Regions from separate parts of the Homo sapiens genome. Here region 1 is linked to region 2. Evidence: chromatin contacts called from ENCODE Hi-C or POLR2A ChIA-PET data. All regions are on one chromosome and are shown on one strand. The core of a region is the stretch at or near the end of the contact, and the rest is flanking DNA. Distances in the headings are between cores, read along the strand shown.

Region 1 (7,013 bases), core at 4,081-6,580, 460 kb after region 2:
CTGTTGATCGGAAGTCTTACCAACAACATAAACAATTAACACTTTTTTTTTTTTGAGATGGAGTCTTGCTCTGTCACCCAGGCAAGGAGTGCAGTGGTGCAATCTCGGCTCACTGCAACCTCCGCCTCCTGGGTTCAAGAGATTCTCCTGCCTCAGCCTCCCGAGTAGGTGCGATTACAGGCACGCACCATCATGTCTGGCTAATTTTTATCTTTTTAATAGAGACGGGGTTTCGCCATGTTGGCCAGGCTGGTCTCAAACCCCTGGTCTCAAGTGATCCGTCTGCCTCAGCCTCCCAAAGTGTTGGGATTACAGATGTGAGCCACCGCACTCGACAATTTTGTATGTTACATATGTTATATACTGTATTCTTATAATAAAGTAAGCTAAAGAAAACGTTTTAAGGAAATCATGAGGAGAAAATATATTTACTCTCCATTAAGTGTAAGTGAATCATCATAAATGTCTCCGTCCTCATAATTTTCACCTTGAATAGGCTGAGAAGCGGGGGTTGGCTTTGCTGTCTCAGGGGTGGCAGAAGTAGAAGAGGTGGAAGAGGAGGCAGGAGAGGGAGGCACAATAAGTGTAATCTGATGGAGATACATCATAATTTGTCTGACTTTTTTGCTTTTCCATTTCTCTAAACATGTTTCCATTTAGCACCAATTCTTCTTCCACCATTTGCTTTAGATTCAGTGCCTGTTTCATAGAAAAGTCCATGTTATAAGAGAAGTCAAAAGCCATATTGAATAAGTGGAACCCTTCTGCCAGATTGTCTAATGTCAATTTGTTTTCTGGCACTGCTTCGTCTTCTTCCTCATCGTCTGGCACTGGGTTCAGAAGGAGTCATCTCCATCAAGTGGTCTTCTGTTAATTCCTCTGGTGTGGTGTCTCTTAGCTCTTGAATTTCTCCAAGATTTGTATCTTGAAACCTTTTTTGCCATATCTGCAATCTCTTTCATGATTTCCTTGATTGGCTCTGTCATAAATCCTGTGAAGTGATGCACAACATCTGGAGTTCCTCCAGCAGGAATTTGTTTGGGCTTGATGGCTTTTCATGGTTTTTTCTGAAACAACAATGGCATCTTCAATGGTGTAATCCTTTCAGACGTTCATGATATTCTCTCAATTGGGGTTCTCTTCCACAGAGTACTGTGTGTAATGATCCTTAAAGTCCTTATGACTCCCTTATCTAGAGGTTGAATTAGAGGTGTTGTGTTTAGGCGCATGTAGACCATTTCAATGTGTTTGTATTGAACTCATGGGGTTCTGGGTGGCCAGGGGCATTGTCCAATATCAAAAGAACATTAAAGGCAATCCCTTACTGGCAAGGTACTTCCCGACTTTAAAAACAAAGCATTTATATAACTGATCCAGAAAAAGAGTTGCTGCTCAGCCATCTTGCTGTACAACCAAAAGAGTGGCAGGCAGTGTTTCTTTTCCCTTCAAGGCTCAATTTTATAGATAAGGGCAGTCCTGATCATACATCTGGCTGCATTTGCACAAAACAGTACAGTTAGCCCATCCCTTCCCGCCTTGGATCCTGATGTTCACTTCTCTTCCTAATAAATATCCTCTGTGGCACTATTTTCCCCCAGAATAGGGCATTTTCGTTTGCCTTAAAAACCTGTTCAGGCAGATATCTTTTCTCCTCAGTGATTTTCTCTATTTTTTTTTATTTTTATTTTTTATTTATTTTTTTTTGAGAGAGTCTCATTCTGTCTCCCAGGCTGGAGTGCAGTGGTGCAATCTCACTGTAACCTCTGCCTCCTGGGTTCAAGCGATTCTCATGCCTTAGCCTCCTCAGTAGCTGGGATTATAGATGTGCACCACCACACCTGGCTAAATTTTGTATTTTTAGAAGAGACAGGGTTTTGCCATGTTGGCCAGGCTGGTCTCGAACTCCTGGCTTCAAGCAATCCACCCACCTCAGCCTTCCAAAGTGCTGGGATTACAGGCATGAGCCACAAAGCCTGGCCTTTTGTCCTCAATAATTTCCTTAATGGTATCTGGGAACTCGTCGGCTGCATCTGGGTCAGCAGAAGCTGCTTCTCCTGTTATCTTGACATTTTTTGAAAGCCAACCCACTTTTTAAAATTATCATACCTTCCTTCATCTTCCTTTTGCTTTGTCAGATAATGACTTCACTTTTTCTTGAATATTAGATTATATAGGTATGCCTTTCTCATAGCAATCCTGCACCCACAAAAAGCTGCATTTGCAATATGAGATAAAAAGGTATTTCCCAAAAAGTGCAAGGTTTTCATGCTTGTTGGTGTAGCTGCAGCGATGGCTTCATAAACTTCCTTTTGTTTTTATACCACAGTCCTTATACTGGATTCATTTATCTTAAAATGGCAGGCGACCTTAGCTGCAGACCTCAATCTACAATACACAGCAAGCAATTCCGCTTTTTCTGTAATGTCATTAACTTTTCTCTGATTCTTGGGAGCATTTCCAGCACCACTAGCGGCACTTCGTAATGGTCCCATGGTGTTACGCAAGGTTTACAGTACTGCAGTGAACACAACGAGAAATATGTGAGAACCTCAAGAGCTTACCTTTTACTGTGATATGCAATGTACTGGAGAGATCAACTGCTCACTCAGAGATGATTATGTTACTTGGAATTTTTAGCCAATACCAGCAACACTGACGCTCACTGCAATAGCAACAGGAGGTGGCTACAAAATCATTACAGTAGTACTCTATGTACTACAGTGAATTTGATGCAGTTATTATTTAATATTGCATCTTTACAACTGTTTACACCTCTCTTGAACCTAATGGGTGCCATGTAACTGTCTGTTTGTACGTGTAAGTTTTGATAAATTTTAACTTTTTATAACAGGCTTGTATATATTTTATGATAGTAAATAATAAAATGGCCTAGTATCTACATATATTTTATGCATTCATGACATATCTAGCTTTTTCTTTTCTTTTTTTTTCCATATTTCTTGGCTAAGCGACTCATCTGTGAGGTTTTTCACAAAATTGTTGCCATCGCCAAAAATATTCCATTTACTGAAAAAAATCCACATATAAGTGTACTCACGCAGTTCAAACTAATGTTGTTCAAGAGTCAACTGTATAAAAGGTATTAATATGTCTGGAAAGAGATATGTTTCCAATTTAACAGACACTACCAATGAGAAGAGTTGGGCTAGGCAGGAAACTTCAAATTTTCCTTTTTTACTTTATATATTCTATTTGTATCTCAACTTATAACCTGTGGACCACGTTTATTAGAAGAAAATGCAGATTCCTGAAACTTCCTGCAGACCCCATGAGTGACAATCTCAGGGAGATGGAGTTCCAGAATCTGCTTTTTTTCATAGATGTTTCTTTGCCATTCCTGTGTATATCTGAGTTTCAGTAGCACTGCTAATCAATTGTTTGGGGTTCTCTCTCCTTCACCAGCATGTTCTTGCAAAACTAACCAAACACATATAAAGCGCAAACAGTACAATAGTGCACTGCACCTTCATGACCCTTACCTGTTCCAGCCTCTTCCTACCTCTTCCACATGTGATATGTGTGTACATACCCACAGACAGAAACACAGAGACATGTTTGGAAGCCAGTGTGGATGCCCTGTGATCTGTGTGTACACATGACAAGTGCATACACACGCACATAAAGGAACCCAGAGACGTGTTTGGAAGCCAGTGTGGACACCCTGTGATCTGTGCGTACACATTTGACACCTGCGTACACACTCACAGACAGAAACACAGAGATGTGTTTGGAAGCCAGTGTGGACATCCTGTGGTCTGCGCGTACACATGTGACAGGTACGTGCACGCCCACATACAGGAACACACAGAGGCCTTTGGAAGCCAGCATGGGCAGACAGGCCCTATCCCAAAGCGGCCGGCAGGCGTCTCCTAAGAATGGTTCTCGGACACACCTCTGAAAGGAAAATACAACTCGGCACCGCAGTTGACTCGGCCAAAGGAAAAAAACTTAAGCTGAAAGCTGAGGCCTGCCCGAAGGAGCCTTTCCTGTGGCGCCTGAGCCGAGGGCTTCAGGGAGAGGGCCGCGCATCGCAGCGCAGCCGCCCGTCTTCCCGTGGCTTCCCTACGGCCGCGGCTCCCGCTGCTCCTTTCCGCCGGCCACGCGGGTCGCACGACCTTCCCCTCCCGCCCACCCTGAGGCGCTGAAGCCCTCGACGCCGGCCTCGGGAAAGGCGCGGCCACCGCCCGTTTCGGATTCCCGTTTCCTTCCTCCGGGCGCGTCCTTCACCGTGGCCAAATCAGCCTCTCAACTGCTGGAGCCCGGCCTCGGACACTTCTCGGCTTACGCCGCCATACAGTGGCGCACCCCGAAACCCCGGAACCGACAGCTCGGCTGGCCTTGCGCACCCACACTCTCCAAGGCAGGGCTCGGTCCGGGGGCTGGTTTTGCCAAGGCGAGGGGCGAGGGGCAGCCCAGGCGGCCGGATGGATACCAAGAGGGCGCGTCAGCTCCGGCGGGACGGGGCTTCCAGGGCCCGGGAGGGGTCCAGGACTCCCCGCCGGCGCCTGGCTGTCGGCGGAGGGCCGCGGGGCAGGAGGGAGTGGAGACTGCGGCCCCAGTTCGGGCAGCGCGGAGCCCACCCAACGCCCTCCTCGGCCCTCGGCTCTTCCTGGGGCCATCCCGCCCCTGCACCTCGGCCTGGCACCTTTCCGGTTAGCCTCGGAGGCCGTGGCCGAGCAGGGTGCGTTCGCCTGGCTGGGGGGCCTCAGAACGTTATTTCCGGGTGACAACCTGCAGGGCCTTCCGCCCCTCGCGACCTCTCGGGAGTCCCTTCCCCGGCGCCCCCCCGGGGCTGCAGGGGCTGCAGGTTCGGTCTCGGGGCCTCCTTACCGCAGTCCGCCCGGCTTTAGGCTAGTGGGCTTTAACTACGTCGATAATATGACTCCGGCGATCTTGTGCGGCGATGGGATGCGGCCGTGGGCGGTGGAGTCCAGGCGGAGTCCGCTCTCCACACGCGAGGGCGCCTCCTCCTCACCGCTCGCCGGCTTCAAAGCTCGCGCCTCAGGCGACGGCAGCCAACGGGTTGCCGGCTGGAGGCCCCGCCGACGCCCCGCCCCTTGCGTGCCCACCCGCGCCCCGCAGCCCCGCCCCCAGCGCCGACCCTAAGTTTCGGCGCTCAGTGGTCCGGCGCTCCCCAAGGCTCGGTGTCCAGCGTCAACCCCGAGGTCTCTATGCCCCGCCTCCCGACGCCAGGGGGCAGGGCCAGCGCGCTGCGCGTCGGGGCGGGGCTTTGGCTGCGTCGGCCGCGTAGCCCGCGCGCGGAGCGTACCCTGCTGCGGCCGTTGGCCGTTAGCGCGGCTTCGGCGGTTGTCTTGGAGAAGCAAGATGGCGGCGACGGCGGCCGCAGTGGTGGCCGAGGAGGACACGGAGCTGCGGGACCTGCTGGTGCAGACGCTGGAGAACAGCGGGGTCCTGAACCGCATCAAGGTGAGGCCGGAGGCTGGGGCCGGGCCTGGCGGATCCGCAGGGCTTGCGTGGACAGCGGGCGTCACAACGGTCGCGGCGAGGAGGCCGCCTCCCTGGCGAGGGACCGGGGCCGGCGGGCACTGGGGGCGCGCCCCGGCATGGCCTCCGTCCTGCCCGCCCCACAGAGGGGGTCGGCTCGTTCGTTCGTGTGGTCCCGGAGGGCACCGCGGACTGGGGGTGCCTGGCCCATCCCCTGCCTCATTCCGTGGGGGCGGGACCGCGGGGCTTGGGGGCCACACGGGCGGCCCGCAGCTGGGCCCTGGAGTGCGGCCCCAGCGTCTCTTCCTCAGGCTCGGGCATGATCCGCGGCGGGAAAGCAGCGCGTCCAGCCGAAGCCTGGGGGTCGGAGAGCTTGTGTGACTGAGAACGTTTCGGAAGGCGTTTCTGACCTTTGCACCTGCCCTCCCAGCTCGTTGGCTTGCTCGTGTTTGTTGCTGGATAAATGTGAGCTTGTTGTGAAAATTGTCTTGAAATTATAATTTCCTGTTTCTTAACTTTTTTTTAAGGCTGAACTCCGAGCAGCTGTGTTTTTAGCACTAGAGGAGCAAGAAAAAGTAGAGGTATGAAGTTTCCAGATTTTAACATGGCTGTATTCGTTAATACTTAATTTCTTATTCATTAAAAACCGTCTTAAAAATAGTTTATAGTAACATATAGCTAGGGATAATTTTGAACTGTTAAGGATTACATTACTATTGAGAGAGAGCCAAAATTATTCTTTTTTCGTGTAGCTTTTGAATTTGGGGGTAATCTTAAGGTACCACAGTAACTCTGATACTAATGCTTAATCTGAAACAAATGGTCATAGGAGTTTCTTGAAGAAATGGTGCCATTGTCAATGTGTTAAGTGCAGGTTCACTCAGATCCTTTAGTAAGCTAATATGTTATTAATCCCTATGAAACGGGGTATATAGTATGCAACTTTTCCCAAAATTATCTGACCACTCAATTATTTTGACAATGAAAAAGACAGCGATTATTTTAAAAGTGCAGCCACTACTCTATATTTAAGTGGGTAATTTAACTTTTTCGGAGTCCCACCAACCATCCTGAGTAAATATTCTGGAATTTGTCAACAAGAATAGAACCATCATCAAAGCCTTAAACTCTTGCTGTATGACAAATCAGTCTACTGTCCTCTCACTTCTTTAGACCTGTATACCTAATCTCTAATTTCATCAAAATCTTCAGTTCTTTGCCCTTTCCATGTCTGTGCAGGCATCAGTCTTCTCTTGGCAGCATTTTGCTCTGGACCCTATGGGTCTGGACCCCTAATTACCTTGCCTTAACGGTCATACGTGGTCTGGAAGAAATCTCAGTGGTCATTTAACCCAGCAAACTAACTCTTCCCACTTTGCACATATGTGCTCTTGGAGAAGAGTCAGTCAATCCTGTGGATTGCTGATGTTGCAAATTGGCAGGTACCAACCTGGTTAGGTCCTGAGCAGGCCCAGCAGCTCTCTTCTTCACCCTAGCTGTGCAGTAGCCTTCTATGTCACCCCTGCTTCCTTCTCTCTGAACACATG
Region 2 (7,428 bases), core at 4,384-6,883:
CTTTTTCGAATGCAGGAATCATAACCTACAGTTCATTCTCCAGAATATTTTAAAGGAAAAGAGGTTTCCTATCCTACTCCTGGCACTTATGCGAATAGGGGAGCTCCAGGAGCAGGTGAGGAGGTGGGACCAGGGCAAAGCCACTTTCCCAGCCCCGGGGTGGTTCCCACACCTCCCTCCTCTAAGCTCGCAGGGAACACTGGGTCTGCACCCCTCCTTTCAACACTGAACAAGCTTCACCATCTTTCATTGCTTTCCTGATTCAAGCTTTAAATTGCTTTTCATTTTGAGGATAAGGCTGTTTTCTGTGCTTTTCTCTGGTCCCAAGCACCACCCATGGCCCTGCTCTCTAGATAGCGATGAAATCATGATGGCTTCGCCTTGCAGGACTGAGCTCAGAGCTCATAGACGCTTCCCGCTGGTGGTGAGTGCAGCTTCTCCCACAGGAACAAGCTTATTCCGGCTGACCAGGTGAAGAGCAGCGGCTTCGGAGAGCCTAAGCGGCTCACACAGGCAGGCAATGGGACAAGTCACTCGGATGGCTCCTGGTGCAGTCTGAGGTCAGGAGCTGGCACCAGTGCAAAAAGTCTAAAGGGAAGAAACTGCATGTCATCCATTTCTGCATCTCCAATGTCATCATTAAATAAGAGAGAAAGAATGGAGTGGCTCAGTGACAGGCAACTATGAGCCCTGTTGAAGGACTCGGCTCCCAGGCAAGGCCTGTCCCGGGACACTGCGTCCAGATTCACACCAGGTCTTTGCTCTTTGGAGCGGAGGCAGGAGGTGGAAACCTGAAGAACAGGTGCTTTCTGCAGAATGAGAACATTCAGTGTTGTCCTTCTGTCCCTGGTAGGTGCAAAAGGGAAGATGACTCTTGCATAAGGTTGTGTTATTTGCATGTAGAGAGGAGGAATACAGTAACGTGGGGCATTAGAACACACGGCTTCTCCCCCTCGTCATCAGTTTTGCTTAAATTAAAAAAACTCACCACAAACAAACCTATGTGGACAAATACAATTTGTATCTGTGACTCTCTAGTGACGATATTAGCTCCAACCTTCCCTGGAAATGTCTGAGCAACGCTTTTGAGAATAGTATCTCTTCTTTCCAGAGTCCAGCTCGCATTAATCCACGAAGCGGACCTAAGCCTCCCTTCCCACGCCAGCCCCAGCCTGGACCTCCTGCCCCGCCCCTCACACCAGCTCTGGACAGGCATTACTGGAGCTGGCCCATTCCGTAATCCCTGGAGGTCAGACACCCATGGGCGCTGCCACTGCCTCATCCTTCTCTTTCCCCTACCTACTACTGTTCTTGAAACTTTACGTTTTAATTCCTCATATAATAAAGACACAAGTAAAGATAAAATTAGAAGTGGTGAAAGGCTGGGAAGGAAAGGGACAGAGTGTTATGAGCATTATCATTCCAACGGGATTCTGCCAAACACCATGATTTCACTTGTTTTCCAAAACATGTTTTTTTAAAGCAAAATTAAAATTCAAAATTTGAAATCTGAACGAGGGAGCTGGAAAAGCCTTTCTCCTTTCATCTTTAATACCCCAGTTCTGTGAGGAGGACATTGGTAAGATTCACTCTGTAACAGAATTGGTCAACCAAAGCCCTCCAGACACTTCCTGGGCCTCCGCCATGGGATGTATTCCAGCGCTCCTTCCCTCCAGATAAAGACGATTCGGCTGATTCTGTGCTTCCACAGGTGGAATCTGTTCTCAAGAAACAATGCATGGGCAACACCCTTGAAAGGTGGAAAAAGGAAAGAATGCTTGCTTGTCTCTGTTTTCAAATCATGGAGAAAATTATTCTCCTCTCTCTTTTTTCTCTACATTTCTAATTAATAGTGAGGCATTCCACTGTCACATTACGCAGGCTCTGCCTTCTGTGATTTTGTGCTTTTTGGTAATGGCTATTAACATCGTGAGAAACTGAAATCTTCATCCCCCTATTTCATAAACACCATATCAACTAGCCATATTAAATAGACATTTTTGTAGGCCCAAAATATTGCTGGTAATTTCCTATGGTTTAATCTAACGTATAAAAATTTTACAAACAATCCAGTTCATGCGGACTGTAGGATTATCCAGAACACCGATGTACTATTCATTCCATCCAGTTCATGCGGACTGTAGGATTATCCAGAACACTAATGTACTATTCATTCTACACTTAAATTAACAGCAGCCACATGCATTTTGGCACAAAGTCATGTGAAGAATGCAAAGATTTGGTAAATGTCTACATACCACACAAAAATAGTTACTTTAAAGAGCCAGGCTGTTCTGCTTACATGTAAGGAACGGTTGGCTTCATGGTTTATTTCAGGCCCTTATGTTCTAGAAATCAAGTTGTCAGAGCCTATATATTTCTAACAGCTAACCCAAGGAGGCAGAGAAATCAGCATTGTGCTGGAGTAAGTCACGTGTCATCATAATTGAAAAGCGTTATTGACATCTTGTTGTATGTGGACGTGGCATTAAATGAAGAGCCAACTATTTCTCATTTCCTGAAAGAAATTAGCTTTTATTGCTGCAATTTGAAGGTGACAAAAAAGGGAAATGAACAATTCCACTGCACAAATACATCTTAGGCACCTGCTGGGTGGGATTCGTGCCCTATTTACTCCATGGAACAACTGTATAAAGTAGGTTTTATCCTTTCCATTTAGTGGGTGGGGAAGCTGAGGCTTCATGAGGCAATCGTGCAGGGTGAGGAGGGGAGCCGGCTGCAGACCCTAGCCTTCCTGGCTCCTGTGCCCAATCCAGAGGAATGGATTCTTTTCTTTTCTTTATTCTTTTTTTCCTTGTTCTCTTATTTTTTTCTTTCTTTGGGGAAAACAGCTGCTAGAATGCACTTTCAAAGATACATTGGCTCAGGTCAATAACCTTCCTCACCTTGGTGATGATTTACCAAGAGCCAAGGGAGGCTCTAGAGAGAAGGCAAAAGTGCATGTGACGGCTCCAACGGCATTTTGTTCTCACCTGGCACAGCCCAGCCCTGTGCCACTGGAATTCTGGCTGTGCAAAGTGAGACCCCGGTTCTGAACTGTCCAGGTTCCCGTGATCGCAGCCCTGCAGGTGAGGACCGCCTGCAATTTTCATCCAGGGGGGCTCTGTCCAGGTGTCCTTTGTGTTCAGGAATGAGACTCAAGAGACAGCCAGGGCTGAACTTACCTTTCCATAGGATCCTTGTCCTAAAACCTTCAGCAGCTCAAACTGGGAAGGATCTGCCTTCTCAAAGCCCTCCTTCACATGATGGCTGATGTCTATCTCCTTCACGACGCCTTCTTCCTGCAAGAGAGCGGCACGGGTGAGAAACACACCGCGAGGAGTCCCTCAGAGCCGCTCACAGCTTCCTCCTCCCCTGAGTTTACCACGAGCTGGGTCTGTTACAGATTTTAGCGCTGGAGTTTGAAAGTGGAGACACCATTTAGTTGTGTTTTTTTCTTTTTTTTTTCTTAAGACGGAGTCTCACTCTGTCTCCCAGGCTGGAGTGCAGTGGCTGGATCTCGGCTCACTGCAACCTCCACCTCCCAGGTTCAAGTGATTCTCTTGCCTCAGCCTCCTGCCACCATGCCCACCTAATTTTTGTATTTTTGTATTTTTAATAGAGACGAGATTTCACCATGTTGGCCAGGATGGTCTCGATCTCCTGACCTCGCGATCCACCTGCCTCGGCCTCCCAAAGTGCTGGGGTTACAGGCGTGAGCCACCCCGCCCGGCCCATTTAGTTTTATGGAATCAACTTGGTGATGTGTGTGGTTATTGTGTGCACCCTGTGGGCCTTCATGGTTTCTTTTCTCCATGGACTTTTGTCATTTGGTCTTACCAAGGCCTCCGAAAAATCTAAGGGTACTCTCAATGAAATCCATTCTGCTCTTTAACAGTCTGGGCAGAAGTTCTGGTACGATGAATATAGCAACTATGGAACAAAATGACAGCAAAAGCATATTGACGGGTTCCTAGATGGAGAAGTGGTCTGGAAAATGCAGACGGCTTGTCCTCCTTCTCCTTCTGATTCACGCTATCCCTGGTATGTTTGTCAAAGCTAATGTAAAGAACACGTCATTGCCATCCTATAGATTATATTTCAGAAGAAGCAGTCAGGTAAGATTTGCCACCAGCCCAGAAAGCAAGATTTCCCTGTAGGAGAAAGAGTCTATAAGTGAAAACACTGACAGAAAACACTACAAATTTTCATCCCAGAGCTTCCTGTCCCCAGAGTCACATGACTTCCCTTGTAAAGGGGTAGGCCATCTGCCCAAGTGCCAGGCCCTGGAAATGGAACACTGGAAAGGAGGTGTTTCTCCCAACATGAGACATTCGAGCCCAACTGTTCCTTGAATTTATCTCTGCATTTCTCTGAGATTTCTGTTCCACTATCTATACATTCGTACACCCCTTTCTACAGTTTTAGCTCGGGGTGAGGGGCTGAAAAACTTCAGAAACTGCTGGCTAAAATGCGCATCCAAAAACAGCAACCAGGAATTGTATGCATAGTGTGCTCTGGGAACCAGGGGCCTCTCATTCCTCATTGCTTCTTTTCATGAAGAAACTGTGAAGTGGAGATTTTCTCCTGAGACTCAGATTACACATTAATAGCTGGAAGTGATAGAGGTGGGCTTCTCATCAAGGACTGACTTCGAAGCCAAGTACTTCCACCCTCTGTTTTACTCTAAGAGTGAAGACTTCCAAATGAAATCACAATAGCAATAACGTACATGACGATGTTTGAAAAATTCAGTTTCTCAAAACGGTTACTTATAAATCTTGCTATTTTACCTCCATGTCACAAATAGAGGCACATGTAAAAGCAGATAAGGTGTCTGAGCCGTGGAAACTCACAGCGGATTAGAGGCCTATGCAGTTATCCATGGCTTTTCCATTCTCAGTTAAAGGAAACACTTTCGTCTCCATATCTTCAAGGATGATTTGCTATTTTTGTAAAAACAGTGGTTTTTTTTTGTTTGTTTGGGAAAACAATGAGTATAGCCAAAATTGACTCTGTTTAATCCATCCTGAAGTTCATATGAGTGCAGTTGGAAGATACAGAATTACAATTTTGTTGCTTCATAATTACTTCTTGAATGAGTAAGTAAAAATGCTAGAGGCACAGCCCAGCCAATGGGCATTATATTTAGATGCTAATTTGTGAGGGGACATCACATTTTAAGCCCTTCCTCCCTTCACAGCACAGGCTTACTAGAATTGCAGGACCATGCTAGCCACCCGAGACTGTGCAGCTTTTGTGGTGAAATCTCCTGGTTTATGGAAAGGGACAGAAAAAAATGAGGCCCTCAGGGATCCACGTGTGTCACTGCCTGTGAGAACCACTACCTTCCACGCGGCTGCTGGAGGTGGCTTCCTGCACAAAAAACAAAGGCAGGAGCCCAAGTTCAAAAAAATTCATCATGGAAACATGTATGCTATCTTTTCCCGTCATTGACCTACGAAAGGAAGAAAGAAATTGCAGACGATTTGTCATTTAAAGAACAACAAAATACTCCTCTTCTGTTACTAAAACACTGTCCTCGCAATGGGTCCATTAACATCCTCTACCTACAGGACTAGCACGCGCATGAGTCATCCAAACCCCAGCCTCCCTCCCAAAATAGCTCCCATCATGCAGCTGTGTTAATGCGACGCCCACACTATGAAAAAAGGAATCACCACCAAAGCACACCCTTCTGTGACTTCATTTTGGTAACGAGAGCATGGCAACGGCCACACTGCAGAACAGAAAGTAAAATTCAACACCGCCCAGAGGTGTGGGGCAGGCGAGGCACGAGCTGGCCAGGGAGGCTTCACACTGCAGCCACCACCCTTTCCTGGGGCACGTTTCCCAGCCCTTGTGTATGTTTCCTAAAGATTTCCAGTTCCTTCCTTTTTCTTCAGCAGCTCTTTGTGGAGGGTCTGAGACCCACAGCTGTGGTGAATGAGCTCATGCAGTCCCATGGGTCCTGGTCCCCTTCACTGCCTTTGTGGGACATGCCTTTGTGGGACTAGGCTCTGAAGCGAGAGTGACAGCATCCGGGCTACTTGGATGCCACCTGGCCATGGACGCTGGCACCTCAGAATTCCCATGGGTGTTCCCCTGCTCCCAGTCAGCCCGTTTTTTAGGCTGGCTTCACGCCTTCCTCAGCACTTCCAAATTGCCATCCCCTGTTGCCTCCCGCCTCCCCGGTCCATGCCACACCCCCACCTCCGTTGCAGAAGTTCACCTTCTTTAGTCATTTCTGTAACGTTTCGAATCAAAGCCTTCGACGCAGATATCTCATAACATTTCAAATTTTGTGCAGATTCTTTCTGTCAAAGTATTGAGAGCAAATGTACCTGAAGTACACACATAATTTCATCTCCTAAAATGACATGAAAAACGCCAGCTTTCTTCCCTAATAATATTGCGATAGAGTTCACTTCTCATTTCAAATCAGTAAGGTTTTTAACCGCAAAGCATCTGAGGCGTCAATGGAAAAAAATCCCCAAGAGCATCACCTTTCAGACTTCAGAGTTCTGCCTTCACAGTGACATTTTAGCTTGAACTTGCTGGAGGATGCTTAACTTTCTTTTTCACTTTCCCCAAAACGAAAACAAAACAAAACAAACAAAGATCTGGTGTTCCATGGACTCGGCGCGCACTCTGGGGTCTGTGTGAATAGGAAACAGCCAGATGAAGCCCCAGCACCATACTCCCGGGCACTGCTGATAACGACCCTCTCTGGACAGCCCTGGTTTCTGGATCCCTTCATGACAACCACCCTAAGGGGCAACTAGCATGAAAATGTTACTCACATTTCATTTTGAAATATGTGCCTTTTCTGTTTTATGAAGCAGGTAATTTTATCTAGAGCTTGATGAGGATTTGCATGCAATGCCTTAGGAAGATCAAGTCTGTTCCTGAATCGGCTGCATCCATGGCAGGAGCATGTGGTTTCCAGCACAGCTACTGTAAACAGTATTTTTAAAGCTAACTTGAGAGCTTTGGGAGGAGGAGCTGGGACGGTGATCAGGTGCTAGCTCCATAAGCAACAATTCCAAACATTTTGTAACGTAAGAAAGAAAAACTAGAGGTATAAACTGTTTAAATGATGTTTGAATGTGACAAATTGTGACAAGGAATTTTTAAAATTCCTGCAGAACTGCACTCAAAATTCCAATGACTGCAGGAAGTCCCGGGCAGGTATTTCAGCAGCTGCTGGGAGCGGCTGGGAAGTGGGAGTGACAGGGAGAAAGATGAGGGCGGTTGGCCACTGGCTCTGCATGCCTCTCTCTGGGCCAAAGTCGCCTTCTTAGGTCATTTCCTCTGCTCTGAATCACCTGCTCTTCATGTCATTAAAGGGATAATATTTATAAAAAGTGCAAATTAAAAGTTGTGGAATATTAATGATAAGGACATAGGAAACAAAATAGGCAAGGG

What was found. Hi-C counts contacts between places; a loop is a spot of excess contacts on that map. ChIA-PET counts read pairs that join two places held with the same protein, here RNA polymerase II (POLR2A). Pooled maps may share reads with other maps.
Region 1: a map of HCT116 shows a loop between it and region 2 (2.8-fold over the local background). The contact joins the promoter of CEP43 here to the enhancer-like site in region 2. A Hi-C loop is called at or near these places in 1 of 168 maps with a recorded cell type or tissue (HCT116) and 9 of 50 pooled maps. POLR2A ChIA-PET finds 5 or more read pairs at or near these places in 1 of 52 experiments (MCF 10A).

What each region holds. Positions count from the first base shown.
Region 1 is chr6:166,994,067-167,001,079 of GRCh38, forward strand. CEP43 (centrosomal protein 43) reads left to right here and starts at 5,331. Exons shown (of 13, transcript NM_007045.4): 1 at 5,331-5,448; 2 at 5,994-6,047. The coding sequence starts at 5,347. It overlaps MIR3939 (microRNA 3939), which reads right to left and starts at 3,846; the gene lies at 3,741-3,846. RefSeq lists an enhancer at 3,813-3,862 and silencers at 4,403-4,632, 4,923-5,442, 5,533-5,692, 5,703-5,792.
Region 2 is chr6:166,535,483-166,542,910 of GRCh38, forward strand. It overlaps RPS6KA2 (ribosomal protein S6 kinase A2), which reads right to left. Exons shown (of 21, transcript NM_021135.6): 2 at 3,186-3,302. Among named protein-coding and RNA genes, the nearest start is that of MIR1913, 30 kb to the left of the region's middle. RefSeq lists enhancers at 5,748-5,867, 6,458-6,677, 6,848-7,428. Within about 2 kb of position 5,634, at least 8 of the 41 ENCODE cell types and tissues checked have a DNase peak (open chromatin) inside an H3K27ac peak, as active enhancers do.